Linked DNA regions of Homo sapiens: region 1 is linked to region 2. A link is an interaction called in ENCODE POLR2A ChIA-PET data of the cell type or tissue named here. Cell type or tissue: OCI-LY7. All regions are shown on one strand.

Region 1 (5,000 bases), 230 kb before region 2:
ATGGCAAAACCCTGTCTCCACCAAAATACAAAAATCAGCCAAGTGGGGTGGCGTGTGCCTGTAGTCTCACCTACTCAGGAGGCTGAGGTGAGAGGATCACCTGTGCTCAGGAGGTAGAGGCTGCAGTGAGCCAAGATCATACCACTGCGCTCCAGCCTGGGTGACAGAGTGAGATGCTGACACAATTAAAAACAAACAAACAACACACAAAAAAAACCTCGAAGACTTCAGTTACCCAGGATAGAAATGTTTTCCCCAAATGCCTCTGGTTTTAGTAGTGACACTACTACTACACATCGATGTCTGTGACTTTAATGAAAATAAGACTGAATAATGCCAAACTAAAGAACATGAACTCCCCGTATGCCAATTACATGCTACTGTAAGATATCTTCTGAGAACAGTGCTAAGGGCACAGTGTCTGCTCCCCAGCTTACCTCCCCTTGCTGTCCTGCATGTTGGGGTTGGCACCAGCCTGCAGAAGGGCCTCTGCAATCTGCGCCATCTCAGACATCACATCTGCTGAGTGTTTCTTTGAACTGTACAAGGCCACAAGGTGCAGTGGTGTCTCCTGGGCACCCAGTGTAGCAGCGTTGACAAAGGCCCCATTCTTAATGAGGAAAGTGGCAGCAAAGAGATCTCCTTGAAAAGAAATAATAGAAGAAACAGTGTCAGGGCAAAGTATTCTGGCCAGTGCTTCTTCAAGAGGGAGCAGAAAATGACTGCAGACAAAGGAGAGCGATAACTAGATGTGTCTGAAGGAACCTCTTGGGGCATCTGTAAGTGGAAACTCATTGAGATCATGGAGTTACAGACGAATTCAAAAGGCTCTGCTCAATTTTTGGTTACCTGTTACCACTTGTCCTGCCTCCTCACCTCAGTATCCTTTCACTGTTTAAGAATACTAGGCTGGGCCAGGCGCAGTGGCTCATGCCTGTCGTCCCAACACTTTGGGAGGCCGAGGTGGGCGGATCACCTGGGGTCGGGAGTTGGAGACCAGCCTGACCAACAGGGAAAAACCCCGTCTCTACTACAAATACAAAACTAGCCGGGCGTGGTGGTGCACGCCTGTAATCCCAGCTACTTGGGAGGCTGAGGCACGAGATTCGCTTGAACCCAGGGGGTGGAGGTTGCGGTGAGCTGAGACCACATCATTGCACTCCAGCCTGGGGATTAAGAGCAAAACTCCGTCTTAAAAAAAAAAAAAAGAACACTAGGCTTCTACTCTTCAAAGGCCTCCTTCGGTCATCTCTCAGAAGGGTTTCCAGGATCCCTCCCTACACAATTTCTCTCTCTCTTTCTCTTTCTTTCTTATTTCCTGACCACAGCTTGTACCTAACTAAGCAACACCTACCCCCATTCTGCTGTACTTGCATTCACGTTCCTACTCAGAGTAATCCCATGTCTGTTTTATTATTATAAAATTTATTTTCTTTTTAGATTTTTTTTTTTTTCAGACAGAGCCTTGCTCTGTCACCCAGGCTGGAGTGCCGTGGTGCAATCTCAGCTCACTGCAACTTCCGCCTCCGAAATTCAAGCAATTCTCATGTCTCAGCCTCCCAAGCAGCTGGGACTATAGGCATGTGCCACCACACCTGGCTAATTTTTTGTATTTTAGTAGGGACGGGGTTTCACCATGATGTACAGGCTGGTCTCAAACTCCTGAGCTCAGGAAAACCACCTGCCTCGGCCTCCCAAAATGCTGGGATTACAGATGTGAGCCACCGTGCCCGGCCTCTTTTTAGTTTTGTAATCTCATTATATACACATAACTGACTTAATAAGAAGTTTACAATGAAATATTTGAACAGAGTATCTGTACACATTACTATTTACAAAAATTTCACATGGTAAATAACCTTGTTGTGGAAACAAAATTTCTTTCTAAATCCCTTCCATTGACTTACCTCTTGGAGTATTACAGATAAGAGTCTACCTAGGACAATTTACAGATATCAAATTAAGACTGAATAACATCCCAGGTCTTTGGAAGGCCGAGGTGGGAGGATCACTTGAGCCCAAGAGTTCAAGACCAGCCTGGCAACATGGGGAGACCCCATCTCTACAAAAAAAAACTTAGCAAGGAGCGGTGACAACAGCTGTGGTTCCAGCTACTCAGGAGGATGAGGTGGGAGGATCGCTTGAGCCCCAGAGTTCGAGACTGCAGTGGGCTATGACTGTGCCACTGCACTCTAGCCTGGGTGACAGAGAGAGATCCTGACTCAACAAAGGCTGAGTAACTTACAGAAAAACCATTCTTCTTCTTATTTTTTGAGACAGAGTCTCACCCCCGCCACCCAGGCTGGTGCACTGGCACGATCACGGCTCATTGCAGACTCAACTTCTTGGCTCAGAGGATTCTCCTAACTCAGTCTCCTGAATAGCTGAGACTACAGGCACGCATGCCACCATGCCTGGCTTATTTTTTATATTTTTAGTAGAGATGGGGTTTCACCATGTTGCCCAGGCTGGTCTCCAACCCCTGGGCTGAAGGGATCCACCTGTCTCAGCCTCCCAAAGTGCTGGGATTACAGGCATAAGCCACTGTGTCTGGCCAAAATTCATTAATTTTAATAGTTTCATTTACCATCTTTGACTATTTATGCTCTGTAGGAGTGAAAAAAACTACCTTGACATGTTGACAAAAGGCCAAGAATTAAGATGAAAATGTTAATGGTACACATTTGTGAAAATACTTTGTCAGACACTAGTAAAGAGAAATTGACTCTAGATTGGTTCTACAAATACATGGTTAAACTCGGAACTAAGCAATCTGACAAGTGGCCATTTAGTGTTAAAAAATACTTCTGAAAAACCAGTTAAAGTTTACTTGTCAAGTTAACTTGGAGGATGACAAGGATTAAGCAATTAAATTTGTTGTAAGATTAAAAGTTCAGTCTTTCTTGGATTTAGTTATATTTAACATTTAAAACACGCAAACACCATGTATATATAAAATGTATGTTTCTTAAGAAAACAAGGCAAGAATAGCAAAGCATCATAACACACAGAACAGAAACCTGTTACAAAGGCTTGGGGCATCACGCCTTGCTGGGTGAAAGCAATTGCTCTCAGTAGCCTCCAGGTGGCATCAATGAGCTCATATCGGGAAAGTTGGGTTTTGGGGATTTTTTTTTTGTTTTTGAGACAGGGTCTCACTCTGTCACCCAGGCTGAAGTGCAGTGTCATCATCACGGCTCACTGCAGCCTCAACTTCCAGGGCTCAGTTGATCCTCCCAGCTCAGCCTCCTGAGTAGCTGGGACTACAGGTGCACGCCAACATACCCGGCTAATTTTTTTGTGTTTTTGGTAGAGGTGGGTTTTGCTACCATTGCCCAAGCTGGTCTTGAACTCCTGGGCTCAAGCAATCCGCCCACCTCAGCCTCCCAAAGTGTTGGGATTACAGGCGTGAGCCACGGCACCTGGCCTGGAAAGTCTTTCAAGGGTTCAGTTAAACATCTTCCAAATAAAAATCATTTGCAACTTGCAACTTGAAGTCCCCATGTGTGACTCTGATGGGTGATAGCAAGTTAACCCAAGAGCTGGGATTCAGAGGTACTTTCTGCAGATTCCGTCTCCATTTCACCAAGGTCTACAGGATGAATTTCTTGCAAATCACATCCTTCTTCAGCTGGATGATCCCCAGCATGCAGAACAACGTCCTAGAGTTTGATTTGCTGGTCCCATGAGAGTTGACTATACTCCTTAAATGTGTGGGTGACCTTGCGATGAATGCTAGATTGTTGAAGCTGCCTTGGAACTTCTTTAATTTATGGATCTTTCCATAGGATGTGCTTTTGTCTTTGCATCAGGATGCTTCGGTTCCTAATTGTTAGAATTGTGAGTGCAGACTCCTTTGAATCACAACTCGAGACGATGATTTTCTCTCTCTTCCAAAGTTTTCCTTTCATATCTTACGATATCATTTCATCTCCTTCGACTACATATCTACAGTCTGAATATCTAGAATGGGGTTTCAGGAGTGGTAAAGCTCTCTCAGGTCTGTTGCCTGTATTCCTGTGCCCATTTTCATTTGAATATACAGGTTTCATCTGGTTCTCAGTAGGTATGAAATTAGAAAATCATTTGCTTTTGTTTTGGTTTTTGGTTTTTGAGACAGGGTCTCACTCTGTTGGTCAAGCTGGAGTGCAGTGGTACCATCATGGCTCACTGCAACCTCAGCCTCCCAGCCTCAAGAAATCCTCCTGCCTCAGCCTCCCAAGTAGCTAGGGGTACAGGCGCATGCCACCCTGCCTGGCTCATTTGAAAATATTTTTGTAGAGGTGAGGTCTCACTATGTTGCCCAGGCTGGACTCAAACTCCTGGCCTCAAGTGATCCTCCCACCTTGGCCACCCAAAGTGCTGGTATGACAGGCGTGAGCCACTGCGCCCAGGCCGATTGTCTCTTTTTCAACACTTCCCATCTGCTCTATGCTTTCTTCCAAGAGACCATCTTGCTAGAGAATGTGGGCTCTGGCACTGGGGCAGACAAGAGGCCTCAGATGCTGACTCGCTCCTCAGATGCTAGATTGGCCTGTGTCTGATTTTTTTTTTTTTTTTTTTTTTTTGTATTCACACTGTCTTATACAAAACAGAACCTGGGAAATGTTTGAGAAGAAAATGGATTTGACTGGTTAGGGCTATTGGGTTCTACTTTATCAGAAAGGCTCTTATTTGAATGAATCATGACTTCAGGTAACTTAACAATTTTCCAGTAAGTCCCTTCTCTTGAAATATTTTCATTCTTCTGCTCCCGTTTTGGGTGGGGTAAGGGGTGCAGAAGGTTGCAATCTTTCCCAGTATCAAAGCTTAGATTTCTTCACAGTACAGAGGCAGTAAAGCACTGCAGGCAGCAGGTAACATGCATATAGGGGGTTAGGCTAGGTCAGGCTTTTGCTATCCATTTATACATATACGCAGAGGGTCCTACTCTGTAGCATGAACAAACTCCACACGGATTTGGTATAGGAAAAAATATGTAAAGACAACAATATATTAGC
Region 2 (5,000 bases):
TTTAAATTGGTTTGTCATTTTATGCTTTAACTTTTTGTTTAGATATAATTTATAACTTATAGAAAGTTTATCATATAGCGTAAAGAAACTCTTATAATCTTTACCCAGATTCATCTATTATTAATATTTGCCCCATTTGTTTTCTTACTATACATATCTAATATTTTTTCCTGAACCGTTTGAGAATGAGTGGCATAAATCATGGCCCTGTACCTCTAGATACTTCAGATAAGGATATTTACTTATTTACTTACATAACCATAGTTCACAGATGCTGATATGCTATTTCTTCCTGATCCAGTTTTATCAGTTGATCCAGTACAGGAGCGAGGTTGGGATCCTGTACTGCTCTTAATTGTCTTATTGTCTTGTCTCTCTTTTTTTTTTTTTTTTTTTTGAGACGGAGTCTTGTTCTGTCACCCAGGCTAGAGTGCAGTGGCACGATCTTGGCTCACTGCAACCTCTGCCTCCCGGGTTCACATGATTCTCCTGCCTCAGCCTCCTGAGTAGCTGGGACTACAGGTGCACACCACCACACCCAGCTACTTTTTTGTGTATTTTTAGTAGAGACAGGGTTTCACTATGTTGGCCAGACTGGTCTCGAACTCCTGACCTCGTGATCCGCCCGCCTGGGCCTCCCAAAGTGCTGGGATTACAGGCATGAGCCACCGCGCCTGGCCTATCTTGTCTCTTTGTTGCTTTTAATCCAAAACAGTCCCTCAGAATATTTTTTTTTTTTCGAGACAGAGTTTTGCTCTTGTTGCCCAGGCTGGAGTGTAATGGCGTGATCTTGGCTCACCACAACCTGTGCCTCCCGGGTTCAAGCAATTCTCCTGCCTCAGCCTCCCGAGTAGCTGAGATTACAGGCACCTGCCACCATGCCTAGTTAGTTTTGTATTTTTAGTAGAGACGGGGTTTCTCCACATTGGTCAGGCTGATCTTGAACTCCCGACCTCAGGTGATCCACCTGCCTCGGCCTCCCAAAGTGCTGGGATAACAAGCGTGAGCCACCACGCCTAGCTCCCTCAGTCTTTCTTAGTCTTTCATGACTCTGACATTTTTCAATATACAGTCCCTTTAAAGAAATAGTGTTTCTCAATTTGGGCTTGTCTGATGTTTTTTCATTTTAAAAATTAAAAAAAAAATTTTTTTTTTTGAGTTGGGGTCTTGCTTTGTCACCCAGCCTGGAGTGCAGTGGCACGAACATGGCTCACTGCAGCCTCGACTTCCCAGGCTAAGGCGATCCTTCCTACCTCAGCCTCCCAAGTAGCTGGGACTGTGGACGCACACCACTACACCCGGCTATTTTTTTTTAAAATTTTTTATTTTTTTGGTATTTTTGTAGCAATGGGGTTTCACCATGTTGCCCAGGCTGGTCACAAACTTCTGGGCTTGGATGATCCTCCTGTCTTGGCCTCCCAGTGTTAGGATTACAGGTGCGAGCCACCGCGTCTGGCTGATGTCTTCTCATGATGAGATTCCGGTTGTGCCTTCCTGGCTGGAATGCCACATAGATGATGCTGTGACCTGCGAAGACCTTCACATCTGGAGGCACACGACACCCTCCTGCCTCTCACAGGTGATTTATTTTAACCCCTTGGTCAAGATGTCTGATTCCTCTACTGTATAGTTACTCTTTTTCCTTTTGTTACTAATAAGCAATCTATCAAGAGATGCTTCGTGACCGTGCTGACACCCTCCCCCCTCACTGAAGTCTTCCCCCCAGATTTAGCCCCCACTGATGAGTTTTGCACACAGGCTGTCTTCTTGTAGGCAGCCCCCTCTGCTACCTTTGTTTTTCCGGGAAGGACCTTAGATCCTGGGTAGGTGCTCATCCTGCCTGGCAGTCGAGTGCAATGCTGCTGTCCTGGCCAATGCCCAGCCTTCCTCATTTGCCCCGGCTTCAAGGCATTGGTTCACAGTCCCGTACGGGCAGCTAGACCATCTCACAGCAAGCAGCACTCTGGGAGGCTCATCTCATTTCCTGCCCTGGAAGCTTCCCTTCCTCACTGCAGCCACTGAAGCTGCAGGCTAGATCAAGGGGACCACAGAGTTGTCCAGTCCCCAGGGTGGGGGTGCCAGGAGCCCTTGTCCTCCGTAGCAGGTCTCAGAGGCTGACGATGGGGAAATCGCACTGGTGAAGCTGCCGTGGGGTCAGGAGGAACCTGCGATAAGACGCCCAACAGTTAGGGCAGGTGCTTTGAGGTTTGGAGCCTGGGACCCCACAGGAAGTGACTTCGTGCTGAGCTAATGTTGCTTCATCCTGGCGCCAGTCTCAGGCCAAGAGCTGCAGGCTGGCATGGCTGGGGGGATGTCAGCGGAGTGCCCTGAGCCTGGGCCAGGAGGTCTGCAGGGCCAGTCCCCAGGGCCAGGCAGGCAGTGTCCCCCTCCCATCACGCCCACCTCCTGGAGCCTGCCCCCGTGGAGGGCCTACGTGGCTGCCGCCGTCCTCTGCTACATCAACCTCCTGAATTACATGAACTGGTTCATCATTGCAGGTGAGGAGGGGATGGCTACCCTGGGCAGTACCTGCTGCTGTGCCCACCAGCCAGGGGCTGCAGATCCATGGTGGCCTTCCAGCCATCACCCATCTTTCTGCTCCTGGGCCCATCTCTGGTGTTCTCACCTCTAGAGGTGGTTTTCAGCTGTGCTCGAATCGGGGAGGACCAACTGATGTTCCCAATCCAGCCTCAACTAAGAAGGGACACAGGCTGGGCATGGTGGCTCCCGCTTGTAATTCCAGCACTTTGGGAGGCTGAGGCAGGAAGATTGCTTGAGCCCAGGAGTTTGAGACCAACCTGGACAACATAGTGAGACTCTGTCTCTATTTATTTATTTTTTTTTTTGAGACAGAGTCTCGCTCTGTCGCCCAGGCTGGAGTGTAGTGGCGCAATCTCAGCTCACTGCAACCTCTGTCTCCCAGGTTCAAGTGATTCTCCTGCCTCAGCCTCCCGAGTAGCTGGGATTACAGGCGTGCACCACCACATCCGGCTAATTTTTGTATTTTGAGTAGAGGAGGAGTAGGGACGGGGTTTTACCATGCTAGTCAGGCTGGTCTCGAACTCCTGACCTCAGGTGATCCACCCGCCTCGGCCTCCCAAAGTGCTGGGATTACAGGCATGAGCCACCGTGCCCGGCCTTTTTTTTTTTTCTTGAGACAGAGTCTCAATCTGTTGCCCAGGCTGGAGTGCAGTGGCGCGATCTCGGCTCACTGCAACTTCTGCCTCCCAGGTTCAAGCGATTCCTATCTCAGCCTCCCGAGTAGCTGGGACTACAGGCGCATACCACCATGCCAGGCTAGTTTTTGTATTTTTAGTAGAGACGGGGTTTTGCCGTGTATGCCAGGCTGTCTCGAACTCCAGACCTCAGGTGATCCGCCTGCCTCGGCCTCCCAAAGTGTTGGGATTATAGGCATGAGCCCCTGCGCCCAGCCGAAACTCTGTCTCTATTTAAAAAATTAAAAATATTTTAGGGCTGGGTGCGGTGGCTCAGGCCTGTAATCCCAGCACTGTGGGAGGCCAAGGTGGGCGGATCACTTGAAGTGAGGACTTTGTGACCAGCCTGGGCAACATGGTGAAACCCCGTCTCTACTAAAACTACAAAAATTAGCCGAGCATGGTAGCGGGCACCTGTAATCTCAGCTACTGGGGAGGCTGAGGCAGAGAATTGCTTGAACCTGGGAGGTGGATGTTGCAGTGAGCCGAGATCCCACCATTGAGCCAAGATCCCACCATTGCACTCCAGTCTGGGCGACAGAGCAAGGCTCTGTCTCAAAAAAAAAAAAATAAAAAATAAAAAATAAATAAATAAATAAATATTTTTTAAAAATTAAGGGAGGGCACAGTGGGGGTGGGGCCAGAGACATAATGAGGGGTGGGTGGGTGAGGACAGCAGGCAGGACTTCCAGGCAGAGGCCCCCAGGTTCTAGGTGGAGGACAGGGTAGCCTGGGCCAGACAAGAATAGCTCCTGCTGGCTGTGTTTCTAGGACAACAGGCTGCTCGCAAACCTCACACGTCCTGCCTTCCTTCTTGCAGGCTTCAGGGCTCAACCTGCTCTGTCTTCTGTCACTCATTCACTAACTCACTCACTCATTCATTCATTCAAGACTGATCAGGGGCCAGGCGTGGTGGCTCACGCCTGTAATCCCAGCTACTCGGGAGGCTGAGGCAGGACAGTCGCTTGAACCCGGGAGGCGGAGGTTGCGGTGAGCTGAGATCGTGCCACTGCACTCCAGCCTGGGCGACAGAGCGAGACTCCGTCTCAAACAAAGACAACAACAATAACAACAGCTGATTGAGGCTCCACTTGCTCTTCTCTTCTTGTCATTCATTCATTCAAGACCGGCTGAGCACTAACTGTGGGCAGGACCCCCTGCTGGCTGCTGTGGACCCAGGGAGGAAATCGGACTTGGAGTTCCTGAACTCAGGAATGACCATCTCATGGGGCAGAGATAGAGGCTGGTTGATGGCAGTCCTGCGAGGCGGAGAGGTGCGGCCAGACAAGGGGGAGGCACAGGCCGGGCTGGGAGCTCAGGAGGGTGCCTGCAGCTGCCAGGCATCTCTGAGACCTGGGCATCGATCTGTCAGTTACCAGCTCAGCATGCCAGAGAGTGGCTATGGAATCATGAAACTCTAGGGGCTGCAGAGCCATCCCCAGACCTGGTCATCGTCTTTGAGGAGCTCAGAGGTCAGGAGCTTCTCCTCACATGAGGTCAGGAGTTCGAGACCAGCCTGGGTAACATAGAAAAACCTTGTCTCTACAAAAAATTTAAAAAATTAGCCAGGGACAGTGATGTCTTCAGCCTCTCGGGAGGCTGAAGCAGGAGGATTGCTTGAGGCTGAAGCAGGAGGATTGCTTGAGGCTGAAGCGGGAGGATTGCTTGAGGCTGCGGTGAGCCCTCTAGCCTGAGTGACAGAGCAAGATCTTATCTAAACCCCTAAAGACAAAAAGCCAAAACAAAGCAAAACAAAACACATGAAACAAAAAACCCCAAAGGGGT

What was found. Peaks named below come from ENCODE experiments on the same cell type or tissue, not always from the same donor. Only the 100,000 strongest peaks of a DNase experiment are listed, where the experiment ranks them.
Region 1: POLR2A ChIA-PET joins it to region 2 with 5 read pairs; 2 of 35 experiments call an interaction of 5 or more read pairs at or near these places.

What each region holds. Positions count from the first base shown.
Region 1 is chr17:4,196,936-4,201,935 of GRCh38, forward strand. It overlaps ANKFY1 (ankyrin repeat and FYVE domain containing 1), which reads right to left. Exons shown (of 25, transcript NM_001330063.2): 8 at 438-642. It also overlaps the pseudogene LOC100420060. Among named protein-coding and RNA genes, the nearest start is that of CYB5D2, 56 kb to the left of the region's middle. In OCI-LY7, CTCF peaks have their summits at 3,079 (motif pointing right) and 3,283; a DNase peak (open chromatin) is centred at 3,076.
Region 2 is chr17:4,431,669-4,436,668 of GRCh38, forward strand. It overlaps SPNS3 (SPNS lysolipid transporter 3, sphingosine-1-phosphate (putative)), which reads left to right and starts at 2,272. Exons shown (of 12, transcript NM_182538.5): 1 at 2,272-2,498. The coding sequence starts at 2,300. RefSeq lists an enhancer at 2,334-2,988. In OCI-LY7, no CTCF peak of the experiment used is centred here; DNase peaks (open chromatin) are centred at 2,223 and 4,013; H3K4me3 peaks cover 2,371 bases; H3K27ac peaks cover 3,081 bases.